2 separate regions of the Homo sapiens genome follow, and region 2 is linked to region 1. A link is an interaction called in ENCODE POLR2A ChIA-PET data of the cell type or tissue named here. Cell type or tissue: Panc1. All regions are shown on one strand.

Evidence for each region. Peaks named below come from ENCODE experiments on the same cell type or tissue, not always from the same donor. Only the 100,000 strongest peaks of a DNase experiment are listed, where the experiment ranks them.
Region 2: POLR2A ChIA-PET joins it to region 1 with 14 read pairs; 2 of 35 experiments call an interaction of 5 or more read pairs at or near these places.

The regions. Positions count from the first base shown.
Region 1 is chr9:36,416,235-36,424,234 of GRCh38, forward strand. It overlaps a transcript of RNF38 not described here. Among named protein-coding and RNA genes, the nearest start is that of RNF38, 20 kb to the left of the region's middle. RefSeq lists an enhancer at 1-76. In Panc1, no CTCF peak of the experiment used is centred here; a DNase peak (open chromatin) is centred at 3,757; H3K4me3 peaks cover 238 bases; H3K27ac peaks cover 634 bases.
Region 2 is chr9:36,697,387-36,705,386 of GRCh38, forward strand. No RefSeq gene overlaps it. Among named protein-coding and RNA genes, the nearest start is that of MIR4475, 120 kb to the right of the region's middle. In Panc1, a CTCF peak has its summit at 3,652; no DNase peak of the experiment used is centred here; H3K27me3 peaks cover 2,013 bases.

The sequences.
Region 1 (8,000 bases):
ATTCTCAGGCCAATAAAATTGTATTCCCTGGGGGATTATGGTTGCCTCTGCTGCTTCAAACAGATCACCAGGGAGTTGGGGGCAAGCTGGCAGTGACAGGCCTCACCGAATTCCTCCACAACCAGCAAGGCCGGTCTCAGTCCCACCATGCCCTGACAACACCGTTATATCCAGGCAGCCTTAGAGCAAGGCTGAGATTTTGCCCCAGGCTACAAAAGCCCCTGCTGAGAAAGCAGGCAAGGATTTCAGGTCTTGCCCCTCCCTGCCTGCCCTAACTTCTGTGCCAGTATCTGCACTTTCGGTTTGCCCACTCCCAAATATTGCCCAGGAAAATTTGCACTCAGTCAAAATTATTACAAAGTTAGGCTGTAAGTTTTCTTCTCCCTGTGGTCCTTCCCCATTTCTAATGGCAGCCTTTCCCAAGAACCCCTGGTAAGATAAAAGTCAGAAATGGCTTCCCTGGGGACTAGAAGTGTCTACAGGGCTCCTTCTTGCTGCTGCCTCGATATTTTTTTTTTTTTTTTTTTTTTTTTTTTGAGACAGAGTCACATTCTGTGGCCCAGGCTGGAGTGCAGCGGCACCATCTCAGCTCACTGCAGCCTCCGCCTCCTTGGTTAAAGCGATTCTCCTGCCTCAGCTGCCTAAGTAGCTGGGATTACAGGCATGTGCCACATGCCCAGCTAATTTCTGTATTTTTAGTAGAGATAGGATTTCGCCACGTTAGCCAGGCTGGTCTCGAACTCCTGACTGCAGATGATCCACCCACCTTGGCCTCCCAAAGTGCTGGGATTACAGCACTTTTTGGCTGGGAGCCACCGCGCCTGGCCTTGCATCAACTTTTATATTTCATTTGGCTCTCTAAATTCGTATCAGCTCCAGGTAAGGTTAAATCCTTCTCCCATGATCTGGATTTTCAGGTTCCCCAGTGAGGATGTGTGTTCAGAGGCAGACTTTCCCCCTCTTCACTTTGGGCACTCACAGCTTTTGGCTGTCTCATGGAATTTGCAGCGACAAGCCGCTTATTTCAAAGGGTCTGTGAATAATTTCGGTTTTACTGTTATGTTCCTGCGGTAGTTCTTGAAGCAAAAGTTCACGATGTGAGTCTCCACACACTGTTTTGTCCATCCGAGTAGAAGCTGCAAGTTAATCCTGCCCGCTTTTGATTTAAAATTATACATCTTACTTGAATTCTAACAGTAGGTTAACTTTTATTTTTGATATTTGAACTATTTACCTAAAAGTACCAATAATAATTCTATAAATTAACAATACTTCCATCACTTTTTTTGGTTTTGGAGACAGAATCTCACTCTGTCACCCAGGCGGGAGTGCAGTGGTGCAATCTCGGTTCAATACAAACTCCACTTCTGGGTTCAAGAGATTCTCCTGCCTCAACCTTCCGAGTAGCTGGGATTACAGGCGTGCACCACTACGCTCAGCTAATTTTTGTATTTTTAGTAGAGACAGGGTTTCACCATGTTGGCCAGGCTGGTCTCGAACTCCTGGCCCCAAGTGACCTGCCTGCCTTGGCCTCCCAATCTGCTGGGATTACAAGCATGAGCCACCAAACCCAGCCACTTCCACCACTTTTTAAATGAAACACTGCTTAACTTTTACAAATCTAGTTCCTATCTTAAGCTAGAGAATCTTTCTCTACCAAGGTACAATCAAGGAACTTGATTTTACAAGGATGAAAAACATTTCATACAAATATGGTAAGAAAAAACAATCTGTTAATACTGAAATTCCAATTGTTATTTCTCAGGAGAGAAACTGAATAGAGTGCTGTGTTTGTTTTTACAATCAATATGTGATTTTTTTTTTTTTTTTGGAGACAGGGTCTCACTCCATCACCCAGGCTGGAATGCAGTGGCTTGATCTCCATGCAACCTCAAGTAATCTTCCCGCCTCAGCCTCCTGAGTAGCTAGGACCACAGGTGTGTACCACTAGGCCCAGCTAATTTTGTATTTTTTGTATACACAGGGTTTTGCCATGTTGTCCAGGCTGGTCAGCTGGTCTCAAACTCTTGAGGTTGAGTGATCCACTCATTTCGGCCTCCCAAAGTGCTGGGATTACAGGCATGAGCCACTGCGCCTGGCCAACAATCAATATGTAATTTTTAAAAATTAAAAAGAGGCCAGGCATGATGATTCATGCCTGTAATCCCGGCACTTTGGAAGACCAAAGCAGGTGGATCACTTGAGGACAGGAGCTGAAGACCAGCCTGGCCAGCATGGTGAAACCCCATCTCTACGAAAAAAAAATACAGGCTGGGCGCAGTGGCTCATGCCTGTAATCCCAGCACTTTGGGAGGCTGAGGCGGGCAGATCACTTGAGGTCAGGAGTTCATGACCAGCTTGGCCAACATGGTGAAACCCTATCTCTACTAAAAATACAAAAATTAGCCAAATGTGGTGGTACGCGCCTGTAATCCCAGCAACTCAGGAGGCTGAGGCAGGAGAATCGCTTGAACCTGGGAGGCGGAGGTTGCAGTGAGGCGAGATGGTGCCACTGCACTCCAGCCTGGGTGACAGAGCAAGACTCTGTCTCAAAAAACAACAACAACAACAACAAATTAGCTGGGCATGGTGGTGGTGCATGCCTGTAATCCCAGCTACTCGGGAGGCTGAGGCTGGAGAATTGCTTGAACCCTGGCAGTGGAGGTTGCAGTGAGCCGAGATCACACCACTGCATTCCAGCCTGGGCAATGGAGCAAGACTCCATTTCAAAAATAAACAAATAAATACTAAAAAGTAAAAAGATCAAGAAAAAGGAAGTATACAGTCACAGAAGAAAAACTGGTACATCTCGAGCAAAAATCTAAAAATCCAAAATCTGAAATGCTACAAAATCCAAAACTTTCTGAGCAAAGATTTCACACTCAAAGGAAGTACTCAATGGAACATTTTGGATTTTCAGATTTGGGATGCTCAACCAGTATATAACGCAAATATACAAAACCTGAAAAAAATCCAAAATCCCAAACACTTCTGGTCCCAAGCATTTTAGATAAGCGATATTGAACCTGTAAGTACATTTTCCATCTTCCCTGAAGGCAGTATGCATGGGATTACTTATACCACAAGCTGGATGGGTGCTTTTTTCCAAGACAAATGAATGAAGCCTACTATAAGGAATTCTTGTCAAGAAAGACTCCTGCTCTGAATCAGTACACATAAGCAGTTTAGGAAGAACTCTTCTATTTTCGTTTCTCAAATGGCCATCCTCCTGGCAATGTATCAAGAACTCTGAAAAAATATATAATTGAGGCTACAAGTTAATTCACCTCAACTGAGAGAATAGTCTTATCAAATTCTTCAATATTTTATCTCATTCTCAGGTCAGACCTAGTTCCCCAGCTCAAGCTTGTTGTCACTGTGAAAATGTGACTATTTTCAAACTGACATTAGCTGAGTTAATTTCAGTATCTAAGTGAAACATGACTACAGGTGGCACGGCATCTGTATTCCCAGCTACTTGGGAAGGCTGAGGTGGGAGAATCCCTTGAAGGTGGGGGCAGAGGTCGCAGTGAGCAGAAATTGCGCCACTGCACCCCAGCCTGGGTAACAAAGTGCGACCCTGTCACAAACAAACAAACAAAAAACTCGCACAGAATTCTGAACCTGACACAGGGTAGGGATGACTTGGCAAGGAGCCTGGAATAACAAATAGTCATGAATCAGAATAAAGGCCTGGGGGCAAGAAAAAAAACTACCGAGAAGGACTGGTGCCAATGGTTCAGTTCCACTGTGACTCTCTGAGGCCTTCTCCACTTGCAGATATGTTTCTCCAAGCATGTCACAGTTGAATGGGTGAAGTTAAAATAGGAATAGGTTTCTTCAAACAGCAGAGTACAGACTTGAGCAAGGCAGCTTGGGATGGAATCCCAGTGTACTGCTGTGTGATCTTGGGTAAATATTTAATCTGTGCCTCAGATTCCTCACTGATAAAACTGGAATAAAGCAGTCCCTACTTCAAAGGGTGTTGTGACTACCTGGTTAAAAGGACAACCTTCGGCCGGGCACGGTGGCTCACGCCTGTAATCCTAGCACTTTGGGAGGCCGAGGCGGGTGGGTCACGAGGTCAGGAGATCGAGACCATCCTGGCTAACACAGTGAAACCCCCTCTCTACTACAAATACAAAAAATTAGCCAGGCGTGGTGACAGGCACCTGTAGTCCCAGCTACTAGGGAGGCTGAGGCAGGAGAATGGAGTGAACCCAGGAGGCAGAGCTTGCAGTGAACTGAGATCGCGCCACTGCACTCCAGCCTGGGCAACAGAGCAAGACTCTGTCTCCAAAAAAAAAAAAAAAGAGGACAACCTTCTCCCAGTACTTCTATGCCCCCTTCCCTGCTTTCTTATTCTTCACAACACAAATAATCAGTTAACAATATCTTTATTGTCTTGCCTTTCCCCACTCACAGAAAGCAAGCTGCATAAGAGCAAAGACTTCTGTTTTCTTCAATGCAGTATCCCCAGTATCTAGAACATTGCTCTGTATGTAGTAGCTACTCAAATATAAACGTTTGCCACCTAGAAATTATGGAATATGGCCCTGTGAACGAATGTAAAAATAATGCTGGAGGGCTTGTGCAAATTGCTGTGCCCAATATAAATTAATGAGAATTTGTAACTCACAGGATTTAATAATTAACATCAGAGCTGGAATCAGTTTCTTCCAGCACTATAAACTATAAACAGATACATATCAGGAGAGAAACTTTAAGCTGGAGAACAACAGATCAAGCCAAAAAATTGGGGATTGGACACCACCTCCAAGGCTGTAGAGAGGATGTCCAACAAATAAATTGGCCCTCATACTCCTTGCCTGAACTGTGGTTCCATCCCCAGTCACACATGGATTAGTTAAAAGTGAGAAAACTTATAAGAAAAATCATGTAAGAAAAATCATCTTTTCTTCCCCAATCTGAGAAATACACCATGCCTGAAAGATAGGCAAAGACAACAAGCAAAGAATCAACACGTTTTGACAATGTGCTCAGAATACCTAAGCAAATATTTTATATAACTTGCATTCGATACAGAAGATCTGGTCTACCCCTAGCACTGTGGGTTACCCCTGAACAAGTAATTTCTCCCATGGTGGTCACAGCTCCCAAGTTTATTTTTTTTTAAAGCAGGTTGGGGCCAGGCATGGTGGCTCACGCCTGTAATACCAGCACTTTGGGAGGCTGAGGTGGGAGGATCACTTGAGGTCAGGAGTTTGAGACCAGCCTGACCAACATGGAGAAACCTCGTCTCTACTAAAAATACAAAATTAGCCGGGCGTGGTAGCGGATGCCTGTAATCCCAGCTACTCGGGAGGCTGAGGCAGGAGAATCACTTGAACCCGGGAGGCGGAGGTTGCAGTGAGCCAAGATCACACCATTGCACTCCAGCCTGGGCAGTAAGAGCGAAACTCTGTCTGAAAAATAAAAATAAATAAATAAAATAAAAATAAAAAGCAGGTTGGCGTAAACGTGCTCTATGATCCCTTTAATTCTGAGTTAGACTATGAAGAAGTGGGGAAGGGAGAGAGAGTGAGTGTGCAGAGGGCAACAGGTTCATTTTAGTTTTTGCAAAACCAATACCCACGTGTCATAGAAAGACGTCAGGGGGCTGTTGTATATGTAGCGATCTGATTTTTAAATATGATATCCACCCACTCTCCTCCCCAGAATAACACCTGATGATCCTGTTGAAAGCTATAATCTGGCCAGGCATGGTGGCTCACACCTGTAATCCAAACACTTTGGGAGGCTGAGTTGGGTGGATCACTTGAGGCCAGGAGTTCGAGACTAGCCTGGTCAACATGGTGAAGTCCCATTTCTACTAAAAATACAAAAATTAGCCAGGCACGGTGATGAACACCTGCAGTCCCAGCTACTTGGGAGGCTGAGGCACAACAATCACTTGAACCAGGAGGCAGACACTACAGTGAGCTTAGATCTTGCCACTGCACTCCAGCCTGGGCAACAGAGGGAGACTCTATCTCAAAATAATAAACAAACAAACAAACAAACATAAAAATGCAAAAAATTAGCTGGCCGTGGTGGCACACGCCTGTAATCCCAGCTACTCAGGAGGCTGAGAATCTTTTGAACCTGGGAGGCAGAGGTTGCAGTGAGCCAAGACTGTACCACTGCACTCCAGCCTGAGCAACGAAGGGAGACTCAGTCTACCCACCAAAAAACAAAAAAAAAAAAACAGGAGAGAAAGAAAGGCTGTAATCTGTAACTTTTCTTTTATCCACTTCACTTATTGTAAAATGCTATACTAGAATCTATCTGTTTTCTATCTGGCTGTATTCCCTAAATGCCTAGACACATAGCTACCTATCGATAAGTACTACTTGCTGACTGAATGAATTGAATAAATTCTAAATACATAGTCAAGAGACCCTAATCCATTTTCTCCATTTCCATTTAGGAAACAATCAATATATACATGGTAGGCAGGAAGAAAGGAGAGTCGTTTCAGACAGTTCTTTACCCTGCTGATCTCCTGTTCCTTAATAATATTCCTTAAACTTCTCTTCCCTTTTTTCCCCCATATTTCCAGAAAAATCTCCTGTCTCAAAAGCACAAAATCAGCTATAGAAAAGATTAATAAATTAGAAAACAAAAACATTTTAAGGGGTGACAGGAAGTACCTGGCAAAGGTAGACAAAAAGCTTATCTTCAGAATCTAAGGTCTGGAGACAACCCGGAGGGCAGTCTGGCTTCTATACCATAAATGAACAAATGGATACTAGCATAACACACTTAGCAGAAGAAAAAAAATTTAACCCAAAAGCACCTTCATAATTATGAAGCACAATCACTTGTAACATTAGTAACCTAAAATGATTTTGCCTTCTCCCTCTATCATCACTCTTAATTTCAAATGCTCATTTCTAAAATCTGTAGTATACAAAATTTTCTGTAGCCAACTATATATTCTAGAAGTCTCTTTCAGTGGCTTGCCTTTGAAAGAAGTTAAAAATGAAACTCATGTCTCTTGATTGGTACAATAATAAAGGAGACTCTGGAATGCTATAAGCTACCACTCTCTGTAAAGAGAGTGAAATCAGTCTGAACAAAGCTCACAAAGACAGAGACCAACAAACAGAACAAAGAAACCATTTGGAAAATCCCAATTATCAACCAACTTCTTGATCCAGCTCCAACACAATGAGAGAGGAGGATCTTGATCAAAACAGCAGAGAAAAAGACTGCTTAGATTGGTCTGCACTGGAAACTACCAAGGGAGTGATAGATTCCTGCATATAACACGCAGAAAATGGGAGGGAAGCCACTAGAAATTGATGGTGAAAAAGACTAAATTTAAGTCCATCCAGATCGGCAGCCAGATGTTCCAAACGCCCAGCTCACAGAAATATTTACTGCAAGGGCTGGGCCGTCAAGCGTACTGATGAGTATTGAAAAGCCCCGGCCGGGCGCGGTGGCTCACGCCTGTAATCCCAGCACTTTGGGAGGCCGAGGCGGGCGGATCACGAGGTCAGGAAATCGAGACCATCCTGGCTAACACGGTGAAACCCCGTCTCTACTAAAAATACAAAAAATTAGCCGGGCGTGGTGGCGGGCGCCTGTAGTCCCAGCTACTCGGGAGGCTGAGGCAGGAGAATGGCGTGAACCCGGGAGACGGAGCTTGCAGTGAGCCGAGATTGCGCCACTGCACTCCAGCCTGGGCGACAGAGCGAGACTCCGTCTCAAAAAAAAAAAAAAAAAAAAAAAAAGAAAAGCCCCCCCTAGAGACCAGGTTTCTTTAGAGATAAAAAGAACAAAAGCAAAAAACACAATGAAACCACCACCAATAGTTTGGACATAATTTAAAATATATACATATCAGGCCCAAAGTAGACTTCTTGTGTATGAACCAGATCGATTCAACTGACAATCCCCAATATTTAAACTGGCCTTTGTAAACAGAGCCAAAAAAATTTTTTGAAGGTAAAGTATAAGAAGAAAACATAATTCAATGCAATTAATGCCAAAAG
Region 2 (8,000 bases), 280 kb after region 1:
AACTGCAGCTAGACCCAGCCTTTGTAAACCATGGCCCTAAAAAGTAGGTGAAGAAGTTGAAGAGAAATGAGAAAAGAAACAGTAAGTCATCAAAGCCAAGAGTGGAGACCTTTGAAGGAGGGATAATTGGAAGTACTGGATGCTGCAGAGGACAAAGAGTCTAGGGAATGAGAAGAGGGCCTTGGATATGTCAAGGAGGAGCCAGGGGCAGTTTCTAGAATGTGGTAGGGGCAGAAGCTTGGCCTCAGGAAGACAAGAGAATGGTGGGGATGTGGAGACAAGAAGCTCAGACCACATGCTCATGAATTTGGCTGCAAGAATAATAGGGTAGAGGCTAGACCAGTAAGACCTATGAATATCAAAGGCAGAAGGGAATGAGGATGAAGGTGAGGAGAAATTGCTTCACATTGTAGACAGAAAGTATGTTAGGTAGAGGAGAGAGGACTTCAGTACAGTATTTACAGTTGTAAAGTTCTTTCCAGGTCCATGATGCAGTTTGTTCTTTTAGATAGTGCATTAGTCCATTTTCACACTGCTATACAGAACTACCTGAGACTGGGTAATTTATAAAGAGGGGGCTTAATTGACTCACAGATCTGCATGGCTGGGGAGGCCTCAGGAAAGTTACAATCATGGCAGAAGATGAAGGGGAAGCAAAGCACATCTTCCATGGTGGCAGGAGAGAAAGAGAGTGGGAGTGCCACACTTTTAAAACATCAGATCTCATGAGAACTCACTCACTATCATGAGAACAGCATGGGGGAAATCGCCCCCATGATCCAATTACCTCCCACCAGGTCCCTCCCTCAACATGTGGGAATTACAATTTGAGATGAGATTTGGGTGAGGACACAGAGCCAAACCATATCATTCTGCCCTTTGCCCCTCCAAAATCTCACGTCTTTCTTACATTTCAAAACACAATGATACCTTCCCAACAGTCCCCCAAACTCTTAACTAATTTCAGCATTAACCCAAAAGTTCAAGTCCAAAGTCTCATCTGAGACAAGGGAAGTCTCTTCTGCCTATAAGCCTGTAAAATCAAAAGCAAGTTAGTTGCTTCTGAGATACAATGGGAGTGCAAACATTGGGTAAATGCTCGCATTCCAAATGGGAGAAATTGGCCAAAACAAAGGGGCTACAGGCCCCATGCAAGTCCAAAACCCAACAGGGCAGTCATTAAATCTTAAATATCCAAAATTCTCTCCTTTGACTCCATGTCTCACATCCAGGACACACTGATGCAAGAGGTGGGCTCCCAAGGCCTTGGGCAGATCCACCCCTGTGGCTCTGCAGGGTACAGCCCCTGCGGCTGATTTCACATGCTGGCATTGAGTGCCTGAGGCTTTTCCAGTTGCATGGTGCAAGCTTTCAGTGGATCTACCATTCTAGGGTCTGGAGGATGGTGGTCCTCTTCTCACAGCTCCACTAGGTAGTACCCCCGTGGGGACTCTGTGTGGGGGCTCCAACCCATATTTCCCCTCTGCATTGCCCTAGTAGAGGTTCCCCATGAGGGCTCCACTGCTGCAGCAGACTTCTGCCTAGACATCCAGGCATTTCCATACATCCTCTGAAATCTAGGCAGAGGTTCCCAAACCTTAACTATTATCTTCTGCACACCCACAGGCCTAACACCACGTGGAAGCTGCCAAGGCTTGGGGCTTGGACCCTGTGAAGCAGCTGCCTAAGCTGTACTTTGGCCCCTTTTAGCCATGGCTGGAACTGGAGTGGCTCGAACACAGGGCACCATGTTCTGAGGCTGCACAGAGCAGCGGGGCCCTGGCCCAGCACAGGAAACCATTTTTCCCTCCTAGGCCTCCAGGCCTGTGATAAAAGGGGCTGCCATGAAGATCTGAGCAGCCCCTCCCATCACAGGAGAAGTTTCCCTGGAGAAAATGCCCTGGAGATGTTTTCCCCATTGTCTTGGTTATTAACATTTGGCTCCTTGTTACTCATGCAAATTTCTGCAGCAGGCTTGACTTTCTTCCCTAGAAAATGGGTTTTTCTTTTCTACCACATGGTTAGGCTGCAAATTTTCAAAACTTTTACCCTCTACTTCCCTTTTAAACATAAGTTCCAACTTCAGACCATCTCTTTGTGAATGCATACGACTGTACATTTTCAGAAAAAGCCAGGTCACATCTTGAATGCTTTGCTGCTTAGAAGTTTCTTCTGCCAGATACCCTAAATCATCTCTCTCAAGTTCAAAGTTCCACAGGTCTCTAGGGCAGGGGCAAAATGCCATTACTGTCTTTGCTAAAGCATAGGTGTGACTTTTGCTCCAGTTCCCAATAAGTTACTCATCTCCATCTGAGACCGCCTCAGCCTGGACTTTATTGTCCATATCACTATCAGCATGTTGGCCAAAACCATTCAACAAGTCTCTAGGAAGTTCCAAACTTTCCCCCATCTTCCTGTCTTCTTCTGAGCCTTCCAAACTCTTCCAACCTCTGCCTGGTACCCAGTTCCAAAGTCAATTCCATATTTTCAAGTATTGTTATAGCAGTGCCCTACTTCTGGTACCAATTTTCTGTATGAGTCCGTTTTCACACTGCTATAAAGAACTACCTGAGACTGAGTAATTTATAAAGAAAAGAGGTTCAATTGACTCACAGTTCTGCATGGCTGGTGAGACCTCAGGAAACTTACAATCATGGCAGAACGTGAAGGGAAGCAAGGAACGTCTTATGTGGTGGCAGGAGGAAGGTGGGGGCAAGTGCCACACTTTTAAAGTATCAGATCTTGTGAGAACTCCCTTACTATCATGAGAACAGCATAGGGGAAATTTGCCCCCCATGATTCAATCACTTCCCACCAGATCCCTCCCTTGACACATGGGGATTAAAATTTGGGATGAGATTTGGGTGGGGACACAGAGTGAAACCATATCAGATAGTACCCTGCAGCCTTTGGGTATCAGATGCACAGACAGGCATCTGTTTCAGATGGGACTTGTTTTAAAGGTAAGGTGAGAAATCTCTAGGTTTTAGGGTGATCTTAGAGTGTGGCTGTGCAGGAAATGCTCAGAGGTGGAATCTCCAAGGGCACCTTTGACTTACTTGCTGACTCCGTGATCACTGTTTCTCTTCACAGCCTGACTCTGCTGACCGCCTCTTCCATCTGCATGGCTGCCTGCCTTTGATTTTACCCTCTTCAGATTTTCCCACCATTCCTACCACATCTCTCAGTCTGCTCTTCAGCTTTTTCCTCTGCCTTCCCCTTGATTCCAGGCTCTTACTTTGACCCCCTTCTCTTCATACTCTTCACATTTCTCTGGATGATCCCGGCATCTCAATGGCTTCTGTTGGGTCCCAAATCTGTATCTCTGGCCCAGACCTCTCTCCTGAGTCCCAAGTCCCTGTGTGCACAATTCCATTTGGATGTTCCATAGTCACCTAAAAGGCAACATTTCTAGAGTCAAACTACTATCCCCCCAAATCTACTTTCTGCATAGTCTCCATTTTCAGGGTGATATACATCCCAGGTTTCCTGGGATGGTCTCAGTTGAAGCCTGTTGTTCCCAGCATAATTATTAATAATTCTCTCTTTTACTCCAAAAGTGTCCTGGTTTGTATGATACATTGTACGGTCACTCCATCCATTTTGGACAATGGCATGACCACCCATTCAAAGCTCATGCCGGAAACTTCATGTTTATCCTAAACGCCCTCTTGCTTCCCTCCCACATTCTATACTGTTTGTCTCATTCCTGTAGGCTCTGAGCCCCTGGAGGGGAGGGGCAGTGTCTTGTTCACTCTGATGTTCCCCGTGCCAAGCATAGTCTTGCCTAAGAAGATGCTCAGTAGATGCTGAATAAAGGGCAAGAAGATGGAGTTAACTGATGGAATGAGAAGCCATGGAAAATTAGAGGGAAGGGTGGTCCTGTGGCCTAACTTCTCATCCTGCAGATGAGGAAATTGAGGCCTAGGGTGGAAAATGAACTTGACCCAGGTCAATGCCAGAGTCAGTATTAGACCCCAGGTCTCCAGTAACCTCTCCATGGCTCTTGTGTAGGTGGTTTAAGTCTTCTTCATTAAGTACAGGGACAGCTCAGCAGTCAGTTCTTATTAGGCCCTTGTGTGTATGTGCGTGTGTGCGTGCATGTGTGTGTGTGTGTGTGTGTGTGTCTCCTGGGGGTTTTGTGTGTGCCACAGAGGGGAAGAATAGATGTCCTTTCTTCCAACAATGTTCAAAGGAGCTGAGCAAACCTTTCAAGGCTTATATAAGAGACATTCCACCATTTTCTTTTTTTTTTTTTTTTTTCTGAATCAAGGTCTCACTTTATCACCCAGGCTAGAGTGCAGTGGCGCGAACACAGCTCACTGCAGCCTTGACTTCCTGAGCTCAAGTGATCCTCCCACCTTAGCCTCCCAAGTAGCTGGGACTACAGGCACGTGCCACCACACCCCACTAATTTTTGTATTATTATTATTATTATTTTTAGAGACGAGGTCTTGCTATGTTGCCCAGACTGGTCTCAAACTCCTGAGCTCAAGAGATCTGCCCATGTTGGCCTCACAAAATGCTGGGATTACAGGTGTTAGCCACCATGCCTGGCCTCCATCAGTTTTCTCTTGGAGATATTTTTATCTTCTTAGCATTGCCAGAAGGATTAAAACAAAATCTGATCTCACAGTTTCTCAGGTATTGTTTTTTTCTGATGTTGCTGTTGTTTTTAAACTAAAAGTCAGACGCCATGAAACATCCTCAGCGTGGCAGGTAAGTGGGAGGCTATGATATAATTTATTGTTCAGTCCTGACATTTGTGTTGGTGGACACAAGGAGGCTATTTGACTGCTTTAGTAGAATTCTCCCTGCCTTCTTTTAGTTCGTTTCCGATTCTTCTCTTAGGCTGGTCTTGGCTAATAAATAATTTGATTTTGAAAAATATCTTTCCCTTTTCTGAACCTTGTATTCTGAGTTCATAAAATGAGTAGGTTAGACCATACACTTCCCAGCTGCTTCCAGCCCACAATTCTGTCATATTAAGTTCCTCTCCCCATTGCTTGGAGAAGACTTAGACATCATATCCACAGGTTGAGAACCCCTAATCCCCAAACCCCAAATGCTCCCAAATCTGAAACTTTTTGAGCTCCAAAATAATGCTCAAGGGAAGTCCTCATCGGAACATTTCAGATTTCAGATTTTTGGATTAGGGATGCTCAACCGGTATGATGCAAATATTTCCAAATCTGAAAAAATTTGAAACACTTCTTGTCCCAAGCAGTTTGAGTAAGGGATACTAAACCTGTACCATATATATCTCTAATCTCTCTCTCTCCACATATATATATATACTATTACATCTGTGCTTCTGCTTTGTTCTTGGCCAGAACGAATATCTCTCCTTTCCTTACTCTTGATACTTAAATTCATCATTTCTTAAATGTCTAATCCTCTTTCTTTTCTAAACACTCTAATAAGCTTATTATTTCAACCATTTATATTTAACATTAAAGTTTAATCATGAAGTTGTTAACCATAGAAAATTATTAAATAAGTGAGTTTGGAATGAGCGTGGAACAGCTGAAAAAATGAGTGAATATTTCAAAATGAGCACTTTGGAAAAGAAATTTATGCATAGAAAACAATGGAGAATTACAATTAAGAGCTCTGGGGATCTCAAACTGATTTGTCCAGCTATTACACAGTCATTTCAATTTAAATTAAAATTGTAACTATTTTCTAGTCTACTAAAAATATGAGGTGTCACATTAAGAGTTTTAATGGTGCGTTCTCTGGGGAATGCAAAAATGCAAGACTGTAGCACATAAATAACTCTATATTGAAGAGTGGATAAATTCTCTGCCAAAAGTGAATATGATAAAAACAGAAATGACAGTGGATTATTTTATTCCCTCTAGTGAAGCGCAGCCCACACATTAGAGCCAAAAAACAGTTCACAGGGTGTCTAATTCCATATCACTTTGTCGGAGGTTATGAAAAGAGCAACACAAAAAAGTTTAGCTGGTTGACGAATTCAGGCATAAATGAGGCCATATATTTTGTTCCCAAAGTAAAATATTTTTTAGCTACAGAGAGTAGGTTGATGTTAATATTTGATATCCTTGATTCATAGAAAATTGGATTAGTCAAGGTTTTAACCACTGTAGAACACGTTTAAGGCAATCACACTTCAGGAGGAGAAAAAAAAAAAAGTCAAAAGCAGGAGGTGTGACTTCCAGGAATAGAATAGTAGGATAAACACTGGTGTGTGTGTAGGGGTGTGTGCGTGTGTGTGTGTGTGTGTGTGTGTGTGTGGTCATGTATGCTAGAATGGTTGGTAAGGGTAGGTGGAAGTTCTGATGATGGGACACAGAAAATTTGGAATTTTATTGTAATACAAGTGAATTAAGATGAAAGCATCGAGACATCCAGGTAAAAGCATCTGGACATCTGGAGAAAGGAAAGAGTTAATTGAAGAACCAGGAACAAGAGAGTTATTATAACTAAGCTTGACAGAGTTTCCTGGGAGCCAAAATAAAAAAGGAAATAAGTGGGTTTCATAATTCTTGTTGTCATGTCAATATTTGCCTACTTCTAAGCTCTTGGAGAAATTTGTTGTTTAGAGCAATGGTTCTCAAACTTTAGAATGATCTGGGAAGTTTAAAAAATTCGGATGCATGAGCCCCATCCCCAGAAATTGTTTAATTTGTCTAGGGTGGGGCATGTACATTTATGTATTTGAAAGACTCCTCAGGTGGGTGTGAGGCACAGCCAGGCCTGTGGCTCAGTGGTTTTATGGACAACGAATTAGTAATTGCTGTTCTGCAGAAGATGCAGAAACTCTTAATATAGCCAATTATCATATTGATTCTTAATACAAGAAGAGTATTGATTTGTATTTCAGTGGAGGTATTTCTAAAACAATTCAAATTCAGGTTTCCTGCCACAGGAAATTACAGGCATCTGTACTTTCAGCAATCCATTCCTGAAAATCAGACATTTTCTATAAAAATGCTGACTGGAGCCTATTTTCCATTATTTCAGATGGGAATAAAATACAATGTCATATGTCAACCCAAAACCTTTAACCAAATTTTCCTAAAAATATAATTACAGCATAATCAAATGCCTTTATATATGTTATAAACTATCACATTACAATGGAAAAATTACAACATCCCTTCTAGCATTAAATGATCAGTTGGGTTGTCAACAGATTTTTGTGTGCAGTGACAATGTCTCTTTTAGTGCCAGCCCCATCTGAGATGTGACGTTCAAAATTGTGCATGTCGATTCTGACAGTCTACTAATCGGAGTTGGAATATAAGGAGAATTTTTTCAGTCATTGTTTTGTTCATAATGTCACAGTGAGGTGTGGTGGTTTTTTTTTTTAAGATGGATTCTCACTTTGTCGCACAGGCTGGAGTGCAATGGCACGATCTTGGCTGACTGCAACTTCCACCTACCAGGTTCAAGCGATTCTCCTGCCTCAGCCTCCCGAGTAGCTTGGATTACAGGCGCCTGCCACCGTGCCCGGCTAATTTTTGTATTTTTAGTAGAGACAGGGTTTCACCATCTTGGCCAGGCTGGTCTTGAACTCCTGACCTCATGATCCACCTGCCTCAGCCTCCCAAACTGCTGGGATTACAGGCGTGAGCCACCACACCCGGCCGATATGTGGTTTTTTTGTAGATTCAGGGTGTACACATGCAGGTTAGTTACATGGAGGTATTGTATAACACTGAGGTTTGGGCTTCTAATGATCTTGTCACCTAAGTAGTGAACGTAGTACCTGATAGGTAGTTTTTCAAACTTTGCCTTCCTCCTTACCTCCCTGCTTTTGAAATCCCTTGTATTTATTGTTCCCATCTTTATGTCCATGTGCATCCAATGTTTAGCTCCCACCCATAAGTGAGAACATGTGATATTTGGTTTTCTGTTTCTGCATTAATTTGCTTAGGATAATGGCCTCCAGCTGCATCCATGTTACTGCAAAGGACATGATTTTGTTCTTTCTATGGCTGCATAGTGTTCCATAGTGTATATGCACCACA